Regions from separate parts of the Homo sapiens genome. Here region 2 is linked to region 1. Evidence: chromatin contacts called from ENCODE Hi-C data. All regions are on one chromosome and are shown on one strand. The core of a region is the stretch at or near the end of the contact, and the rest is flanking DNA. Distances in the headings are between cores, read along the strand shown.

Region 1 (5,051 bases), core at 1,813-4,312:
ATAAAGAACACAATAATAAGAGATAGAGACTAGGTCACGAGGCTCATCATGTTATAATCATCATGTGCTAGGATTTGGTTTAAATCAACCAACAAGACATGGTCTGGAGTTGGTTTACAATCTGAGAAGACACTCTAAAAAATCTACCATTATAGGAGTGTTGTGAGGATCAAATATAATAAGTTGTGGTACAGGACGTGTAGCGTGTGGTACCTAGAGTCAGACTACCTGGATTTGAATCCCTGCTCTGCTAGTCATCAGCTTTACGGCCTTCGGAAAATTGCTTAACCTCTATTTACTTTGGTTTCTTCACCTATTCAACTGAGAAAGTATACTGGTAACTAAATCATAGGGTTGTTTTGAAGACAGTTCAAACGTGAATCCCTATTATGGAAATCAGCACATGGTGATCACTCAATAAAAATTACATATTGTGAACTAAAATTTGTGTAGTTGCTAATCTATCATTAGCGTGAAATAAAAATTTGTTTCCAAACTCCCACATTGCCTTTATTAAACTATAAATTTCTTGAGAAAAAGAAACTAAAATAAAATCAACAGGGCATGGTCTAGATTTTTGAAGAGCAAATTACATAGATAACTAATTATAACACACGGTGCTGTAATGACAGAGATAGAAGATGTCCCTTATCAGAACACTGACTGATTCAGCAGTTTCCATTTCCTTTTCTCACTCTCCACAACTCACAGAAGCCAGCTCTCAGAAATGGAATCACGAGTATGGAGGGGGTTCCCCTAAGAAGTGAGTGAGGGAATGCAATTCTGGGTATCACTGAGAGCTGGGAGGCAGAGGGTGGGGTGAGAAGGAGGCATTGCCTGTGATGTAGGTTTCTAATGATACAAGTGGCAGAGATACCTTTATTTGGAATTGGTAGCAATAGGGGAAGATACATGGATGCCAAAGCTCCGGTGAAACCTACCACGGCCCCTGATCTTGCTTCTGCTTCTCCTCCCTCAAGACTGGCACTAGCCATCATTGGGGTGGGAAGGAAACAGAGCCCATGTGTATTAAAAGACCTAAGTCTACAGACACTTAGAAAGGACAGAATTCCAAAGGCATGGTCGCACTTGGCTTCTGTCCTCTGTTATTCTCCAGCATCAAATGTATCAACTCTAACCCCTTTGGGGGGAATACAAGGCCTGTCCTGGTTTGGTCCCAATTTAGCTTTATCATCCATATTCACCCCCACTGCTCTGCAGCTCCACTGAAGCACCCCCTCTTTCCTCTGAACCCACAATGTCACACTCAGGACTCTGCCTCAGCTGGGCACTCATCTATAGATGCCTAAATCCCGGGCAGTTATCCAGACACAACTAAAGTTCCATCCCTTCCATGAAGCCTTCCCCAACCCTCTGGTGGAAGGTCACTTCTTCCCCTCGTGGGATTCTGAGCTTTCATTTCTTTTTCTACTAGGAGTCCTAGCACTTTCGGCTAAATGCTACAATTACCTGTTCATACACTCTACCTGCCCCCACGAGATCAGGGGCATCTCAGAAACAAAGATCATTAAAACCAACTAAATCTATTTCTCATTATAAAATGAGGTATGCTGATTGATTGTGAAAGAATAAAATAACAAAGTATGGAAAAGAAAAAAAAGCATATAATCTGGCTGAGAAGGTAGAGACCCTTCCACACCACTGAAATTATGTATTGAAAAGAATAAGTAAAAAACTGCTTCAATTTGGCATGATTTATGTAAGTATAGTATAGGATCCTTAAAATGGTTCAAAGAAATGGGAAATCAAGACTTCATTTTGGCCAAAACCATTGAACAGAAACTTCAGCATATTTATCAATAATTTCTTTCAGATTAAACAACTGACAACAACCTATTTTTCAACCAGTGATGTTGGAAATGTTTTTTTAAAAATTAGTTTATAAATTTGTGGGCTGACCAAGAAGGTAATAAAGTCTAACTAAGTAAAATGAGAAAAATTCAGAAAAAGAAAAAAATAAGAAAATAAATCACCCAGGGACCTATCACACAAATATAAGAACTATTCATTCTTTAAGGCATGTATTTCCAAGCCTTTGTATTTTTTTCCATGCTTAGGGTTGGCAAGGAATATATATATATTTGTACAAATATATATGTGTATATGTACAAATACATGTATATATAGTACAAATATATATATATATTTGTACAATTCTTCAGACTTTGTAGAATTTGTATAATGTCGTATCTTGCTTTTTTTAACCACTGATGTTATAAGCATATTTATGCCACTTCATTCATTTTAGAGACTTAATAATAAATGATCTAGTGGATAATTTATCATTCCCTGATGGAGAAAAATTTAGCTTTGTTTATTTTAGAGTTATAAACGATGCTGGGTCAGGTATCTTTATGTTTGAAGATGGCTCCATATTTGGGTTGTTTCCACAGAACTCTTTCCTAGAAATGCTTTTTCTAGGTTAATGGCTACAGATATTTCTAGGCACCTGACATATTGACACCCACCTCTAAAGTATTTTTATGATCCACAACTAGCGTTTAACACAGCGCCCTAGTCACTACATGACTAATAAATAGACAAATGACTGAAACATGACCTCATGCTTTCTATTCCTCCAGCTTTCATTCAGTTCTTTGCCTCTGGGAGGAGGAAGGGTTGTGCAGCCCTCCACAGCATCAGCCCATCAACCCTATCCCTGTGGTTATAGCAGCTGAGGAAGCAGAATTGCAGCTCTGTGGGAAGGAATGGGGCTGGAGAGTTCATGCACAGACCAGTTCTTATGAGAAGGGACTGACTAAGAATAGCCTTGGGTTGACATATACCCCTCTTCACACTCACAGGAGAAACCATTTCCCTATGAAACTATAACAAGTCATGAGTTGAGAGCTGAGAGTTAGAGAATAGCTCAAAGATGCTATTCTTGGATATCCTGAGCCCCTGTGGTCACCAGGGACCCTGAGTTGTGCAACTTAGCATGACAGCATCACTACGCTTAAAAATTTCCCTCCTCACCCCCAGATTCCATTTCCCCATCCGCCAGGGCTGCCTATAAAGAGGAGAGCTGGTTTCAGACTTCAGAAGGACACGGGCAGCAGACAGTGGTCAGTCCTTTCTTGGCTCTGCTGACACTCGAGCCCACATTCCGTCACCTGCTCAGAATCATGCAGGTCTCCACTGCTGCCCTTGCTGTCCTCCTCTGCACCATGGCTCTCTGCAACCAGTTCTCTGCATCACGTGAGTCTGAGTTTCGTTGTGGGTATCACCACTCTCTGGCCATGGTTAGACCACATCAATCTTTTCTTGTGGCCTAAAAGCCCCCAAGAGAAAAGAGAACTTCTTAAAGGGCTGCCAAACATCTTGGTCTTTCTCTTTAAGACTTTTATTTTTATCTCTAGAAGGGGTCTTAGCCCCCTAGTCTCCAGGTATGAGAATCTAGGCAGGGGCAGGGGAGTTACAGTCCCTTTTACAGATAGAAAAACAGGGTTCGAAACGAATCAGTTAGCAAGAGGCAGAATCCAGGGCTGCTTACTTCCCAGTGGGGTATGTTGTTCACTCTCCAGCTCACTCTAGGTCTCCCAGGAGCTCTGTCCCTTGGATGTCTTATGAGAGATGTCCAAGGCTTCTCTTGGGTTGGGGTATGACTTCTTGAACCAGACAAAATTCCCTGAAGAGAACTGAGATAAGAGAACAGTCCGTTCAGGTATCTGGATCACACAGAGAAACAGAGAACCCACTATGAAGAGTCAAGGAGAAAGAAGGATACAGACAGAAACAAAGAGACATTTCTCAGCAAAAATGCCCAAATGCCTTCCAGTCACTTGGTCTGAGCAAGCCTGCCTTCCTCAACTGCTCGGGGATCAGAAGCTGCCTGGCCTTTTCTTCTGAGCTGTGACTCGGGCTCATTCTCTTCCTTTCTCCACAGTTGCTGCTGACACGCCGACCGCCTGCTGCTTCAGCTACACCTCCCGGCAGATTCCACAGAATTTCATAGCTGACTACTTTGAGACGAGCAGCCAGTGCTCCAAGCCCGGTGTCATGTAAGTGCCAGTCTTCCTGCTCACCTCTATGGAGGTAGGGAGGGTCAGGGTTGGGGCAGAGACAGGCCAGAAGGCTATCCTGGAAAGGCCCAGCCTTCAGGAGCCTATCGGGGATACAGGACGCAGGGCTCCGAGGTGTGACCTGACTTGGAGCTGGAGTGAGGCATGTGTTACAGAGTCAGGAAGGGCTGCCCCAGCCCAGAGGAAAGGGACAGGAAGAAGGAGGCAGCGGGACACTCTGAGGGCCACCCCTACTGAGTCACTGAGAGAAGCTCTCTAGACAGAGATAGGCAGGGGGCCCCTGAAAGAGGAGCAAGCCCTGAGCTGCCCAGGACAGAGAGCAGAATGGTGGGGCCATGGTGGGCCCAGGATTCCCCTGCTGGATTCCCCAGTGCTTAACTCTTCCTCCCTTCTCCACAGCTTCCTAACCAAGCGAAGCCGGCAGGTCTGTGCTGACCCCAGTGAGGAGTGGGTCCAGAAATATGTCAGCGACCTGGAGCTGAGTGCCTGAGGGGTCCAGAAGCTTCGAGGCCCAGCGACCTCGGTGGGCCCAGTGGGGAGGAGCAGGAGCCTGAGCCTTGGGAACATGCGTGTGACCTCCACAGCTACCTCTTCTATGGACTGGTTGTTGCCAAACAGCCACACTGTGGGACTCTTCTTAACTTAAATTTTAATTTATTTATACTATTTAGTTTTTGTAATTTATTTTCGATTTCACAGTGTGTTTGTGATTGTTTGCTCTGAGAGTTCCCCTGTCCCCTCCCCCTTCCCTCACACCGCGTCTGGTGACAACCGAGTGGCTGTCATCAGCCTGTGTAGGCAGTCATGGCACCAAAGCCACCAGACTGACAAATGTGTATCGGATGCTTTTGTTCAGGGCTGTGATCGGCCTGGGGAAATAATAAAGATGCTCTTTTAAAAGGTAAACCAGTATTGAGTTTGGTTTTGTTTTTCTGGCAAATCAAAATCACTGGTTAAGAGGAATCATAGGCAAAGATTAGGAAGAGGTGAAATGGAGGGAAATTGGGA
Region 2 (5,100 bases), core at 748-3,247, 460 kb before region 1:
TTTATCAACCCTGACATCTTGTTTCTAGTTTTCCTTCTCAGTCTTATTAATACCTCTAAAGGGGGGTAGCAATAAGTAATAATAAAGACACTTCATGTGTATTAGACATTGTTATAAGCACTTTCATACATTAACTTTATCAACAGCACAAAGCAAAACTGAAGTCAATGGTCTATTTTAATGCTGTAGCTATCAATAATCTGGTGAGGATGACTGAAAAGAGCAAAATATCTAATGAACCATACTGCCTATTGTATTTATTCTAATTAACATGCTCTACTCAAATTTAAAAAAATAATAATAATCCTGGTATTGGAAATCCTGGTCCAGAAAACTATTATAATAAAAGCAATAAAATAGTTAATAGTTCAATTAACTCATATTTTCTGGAATCATCAAAAGGTTTAAGACACACAAAAATTTAACTGTCAAGTCATTAAAAAGGTATAAACTTTTAGAGCCATGTAACTCAACAGAATATTGGAGGTCACTCCAAACCTACCATTTAAGTAACTAATACCTTGATTTATATTTTCATTTGCTTGATACAAATATACACCATTTCACCACATACCAATAGCCGTAATAAAAAATGACAATTATCTATACTGTTTAAAGATCAAAGCTATCAATTTAAGAAACAAAGAATATTCCTTATTTAACCAAATCAAAATCTCTCCAGTCTGGTTCTTAGGCAAAATCCTAAATTCTGACTCAGTATGTATTTATATTCTGATCAACTGTTTTAAAAATTGAAACGGAGATCAAAGAACACATCTAATAATACTGAGACCTGCGAGCTGATTTGTAAAATTTTTTTTTTGAGACAGGGTCTCAACTCTGTTGCCTAGGCTGGAGTGCAGTAGCTCAATCTCGACTCACTGCAGCCTCTGCCTCCCAGGTTCAAGCAATTCTCCCAAGTAGCTGGGATTACAGGCGTACCACCATGCCCAGCTAATTTTTGTATTTTTAGTAGAGACAGGATTTCACCATGTTGGCCAGGCTGGTCCTGAACTCCTGACCTCAGGTGATCCACTCTCCGAGGCCTCCAAAAGTGCTGGGATTACAGGCATGAGCCACCGCGCCCAGCCTAAAATATTTTAATTATATGGATAATACCTGATTTAGGAATTCTTTCTAAGAAGTCAATAAAGAAGCCGGTGGCTCACGCCCGTAATCCCAGCACTTTGGGAGGCCCAGGCGGGTGGATCACCTGAGGTCGTGAGTTCAAGACCAGCCTGACCAACATGGAGAAACCCTGTCTGTACTAAAAATACAAAAAATTAGCCATAGTGGCACATGCCTGTAATCCTAGCTACTTGGGAGGCTGAGACAGGAGAATCACTTGAACCCAGAAGGCGGAGGTTGTGGTGAGCCAAGATCGTGCCATTGCACGCCAGCTTGAGCGACAAGAGCAAAACTCGGTCTCAAAAAAAAAAAAAAGTCAATAAAGAACACGGTTATTTTTAAAAACAAAACTTGTTTCCAATCATTTCATTTTCACCTAATTAGTAGCAAAAATACTAAGATCTAATCTATTTCTATCTTTCCTGGTTTCATCAGCTTGCATACTACTAAATTTTCTCTTGTATTTACTCACTACTCTGGCTGGAGACAATGCACTCAAACTAAATACTCTGTCCTCGCCTTTCAAACACTTAGGACAATGGCTTTTTACCTTACTGTTTTCTGGCCAATCACTATATGCTGTTCAGTGTTTTAAGAGATGAAAATAAAAAGGGGAAGGCAAAGAGGCTAGTAGCACAATTTGTTCTTCATTCTTTAAAACCACTTCCTTAACTTAATCTTGAGATTCTAGGTTACCTAAAGGAAGACAGTCCTGTAAAGTATTTCAGGTGTGGTTTTATAGAGGCATCATTAGCATTCAGCTTCATGAAGAGGTTCCCTACCCATAGCTAGCAACAAATAGAACAAGTCATTGTGCTGCAATTACTGCTTTATAAAGTTTATTGAATCAATTACCCACTTTCACTCTTAAGTATCTGTTCTGGTTTCTCCTGACCACAAAAAAAACCTGTTTTTAGCGCATTCTCACAAGTTCTAACCAACAATATACTAAGTTTGCATTTATTAAAATCACTGTCATTTTGGTTTTACTCCACACAGCTATTTGTAACATCTATCACCCTCAGTAAAATTAACTGTTAAAAGTTGAAAGAAAACATTAAATGCTAACTTTTAACAATTACAAAACATCTAATTCCCAAGTGGATATGCCACCATTTATCATTTTTTTAAAGTGTAAGACATTAAGAACTCTTACCAGATTAATGCTGTACATGCAAACAAGAACAAAAAGAAAAAAAAAACAAAACCCCAAACTCTTATCAGAGTAGTCTATTTAGATTGGTTTAAATTAGGAGAGTAAACTGCAATGCAGAAATGTAACAATCTGGCCGGGCGCATTGGCTCACGCCTGTAATCCCACCACTTTGGGAGGCCGAGGCAGGCAGATCACTTGAGGTCAGGAGTTCGAGACCAGCCTGGCCAAAATGGTGACGCCTCGTCTCTACTAAAAATACAAAAACTAGCCGGGCATGGTGGCGGGCGCCTGTAATCCCAGCTACTCAGGAGGTTGAGGCCCAAGAATCACCTGAACCTGGAAGGCGGAGGTTGCAGTGAGCCAAGATCACACCACTGCACTCCAGCCTAGGTGACACAGTGAGACTCCATCTCGAAAAAAAAAAAAAGAAATATCATAGCAATCTGACAATATGTACCTGGAACTTTACAAAAGGTTCTTATCCTTTGATCCAACCAGTAATTCCACTTCCAAAAGCCTGAGAAAACATTTTAATGCAAAGATTTTTGCATTATTTATGTTCTTACAGTTTATTCATAGCAAAAACTAGAACAACCTCCATGTCCAACAGTGGAAAAATAATTACAGAATGTCATACAACGGAATATTACACAGCCATTAAAAATGTTTAAGAATGACAAGAAAAAATGTTTTCAAAATTACATTTAGTGAAATAAATAAGGACAAAAAGTTACAGAATATATTAACTGTATCTGTGTGTCTAGGACTGAAATTACACCAAATGTGCTTATCCCTGAGAAGCATGACTAAGGGTAATTTGTTTTGTAGTTATTTTTCAAGATTTTAGAAGGAATATATATTTTGGCCGGGTGTGGTGGCTCACACCTGTAATCCCAGCACTTTGGGAGGCCGAGGCGGACAGATGACCTGAGGTCAGGAGTTCAAGACCAGCCTGGCCAACATAGGGAAACCCCCATCTCTTCTAAAAATACAAAAAAATTAGCTGGGCGTGGTGACACGCACTTGTAATCCCAGCTACTCAGGAGGCTGAGGCAGGAGAATCACTTGAGCCTGAGAGGCAGAGGTTGCAGTGAGCCAAGATCAGGCCACTGTACTCCAGCCTGGGCGACAGAGCGAGACTGTGTCTCAAAAAAAAAAAAACTTTAATTCTTCAGATTTCTCTAAAATCAAATATGTATTCTATCTGTTATTTTATAATTGTAGTAACACTGAACAACATTTTAGCCAGAGTATAAAACTTTCTTAAATATTTCACCATTCCACCAACTTATTTGGAATTTTCTCAAGTACACCTACATCAGCCCTATCCTATACTCAGGTGTTCAAACTCACTGAACTACCATGGGAATCTTCTAAACATGGACACAACATATCACATAAAAGAAGAGGCTATTTTTTTTTTTGAAACGGAGTTTCACTTTGTCTCCCAGGCTGGAGTGCAGTGGCGCAATCTTGGCTCACTGCAACCTCCGCCTCTGGGGGTTCAATCAATTCTCTTGCCTCAGTCTCATCAGTAGCTGGGTCTACAGGCACACTCTACCACACCCACTGATTTTTTTGTATTTCAGTAGAGACAGGTTTTTACCACATTGCCCAGGCTGGTCTCAAACTCCTGAGCTCAGGCAATCTGCCAGCCTCGGCCTCCCAAAGTGCTAGGATTACAGGCATGAGCCACAGCACCGGGCCTAAGGCTACTTTTTTTTTTTTTTTTTTTTTTTTTTTTTTTTTTTTTGAGACAGAGTCTTGCTCTTGTTGCCCAGGCTGGAGTGCAGTGGTGCGATCTCGGCTCACCGCAACCTCCACCTCCCGGGTTCATAGGATTCTCCTGCCTCAGCCTCCTGAGTAGCTGGGATTACAGGCACCCACCACTATGTCTGGCTAATTTTTGTATTTTTAGTAGAGACGGGGTTTTGCCATGTTGGCCAGGCTGGTCTTGAATTCCTGACCTCCAGTAATCCACCTGCCTCAGCCTCCCAAAGTGCTGGGATTACAAGCGTGAGCCACCAAACCCAGCCTAAGGCTACTTCTTTACATACAAGTTTGTTAATTTCATTTTACAAGTCCAAATTACAACTGCCAGTTTAACTAAGGGTAAAGTTTCAGCATCCCAACTAAAATGATAAAGTCTGCAACTGCCTGTAAACATTGTAACTATATTGCAACATTTAGCTACTATCAAAATCCTAAGACTACTATTTGAAATAAGTTCAAACAATGTTTCCTCAGTGCATTACCTACAGACCCTAGGGACAAAGACAAAACCTAAGGTTAACTTCAGGCATCCACTGCCATCTATCAAAGGAACAATGCAGAGCATAAAACTCTGATAGGGGCATCTTCCTTCCCTCTTCCCTTTTCCCCTTCTCTCCCAACAGGTGTTTTGCTCTGCATTCTCCCTTTCAGTAGTATTTGGTAGAATATCCTGAAAGAAACTTGTTTCCCTTGACAAGAATTTTCACTAACATTCACTCACAGCATTCAATGACTGTGCAGAAGTCCCAGCACAAATAAATGTCTCACTCATTCCTTTGTGATAAAAACCCATTCTGAAGCAAAGAAAAACTGCACCTTTTCCTAAATGTTATTTTGAGATATTTAAATTAAGTGAGCTTAAGTTTTATTTGCCTTAGTCACAAGTCCACAGTACAATAAAAGCAAAATTCAACCGCCAGATACAGTGCAAAGTAAGTTCCATACTAAACCACATTGCAAGGTTACATCTTTTTCAGTGGAAAATTTTGGAAAGTCACATCATTGTGGAGAGAATACAGTATAAAAGCACTTAAAAAGTTGGC

Evidence for each region. A loop is a pair of places that touch in the nucleus more often than their neighbours do. Pooled maps may share reads with other maps.
Region 2: a pooled map shows a loop between it and region 1 (5-fold over the local background). The contact joins the enhancer-like site here to the promoter of CCL3 in region 1. A Hi-C loop is called at or near these places in 3 of 37 single-sample maps with no recorded cell type and 4 of 50 pooled maps.

What each region holds. Positions count from the first base shown.
Region 1 is chr17:36,088,154-36,093,204 of GRCh38, reverse strand. It overlaps CCL3 (C-C motif chemokine ligand 3), which reads left to right and starts at 3,062. Exons shown (of 3, transcript NM_002983.3): 1 at 3,062-3,219; 2 at 3,908-4,022; 3 at 4,443-4,949. The coding sequence starts at 3,147. The coding sequence ends at 4,533. CCL3-AS1 (CCL3 antisense RNA 1) reads right to left here. Exons shown (of 3, transcript NR_186417.1): 3 at 3,343-3,659.
Region 2 is chr17:36,547,553-36,552,652 of GRCh38, reverse strand. All of the region lies in intron 2 of GGNBP2 (gametogenetin binding protein 2), which reads right to left. Among named protein-coding and RNA genes, the nearest start is that of GGNBP2, 5.2 kb to the right of the region's middle. Within about 2 kb of position 1,997, at least 2 of the 41 ENCODE cell types and tissues checked have a DNase peak (open chromatin) inside an H3K27ac peak, as active enhancers do.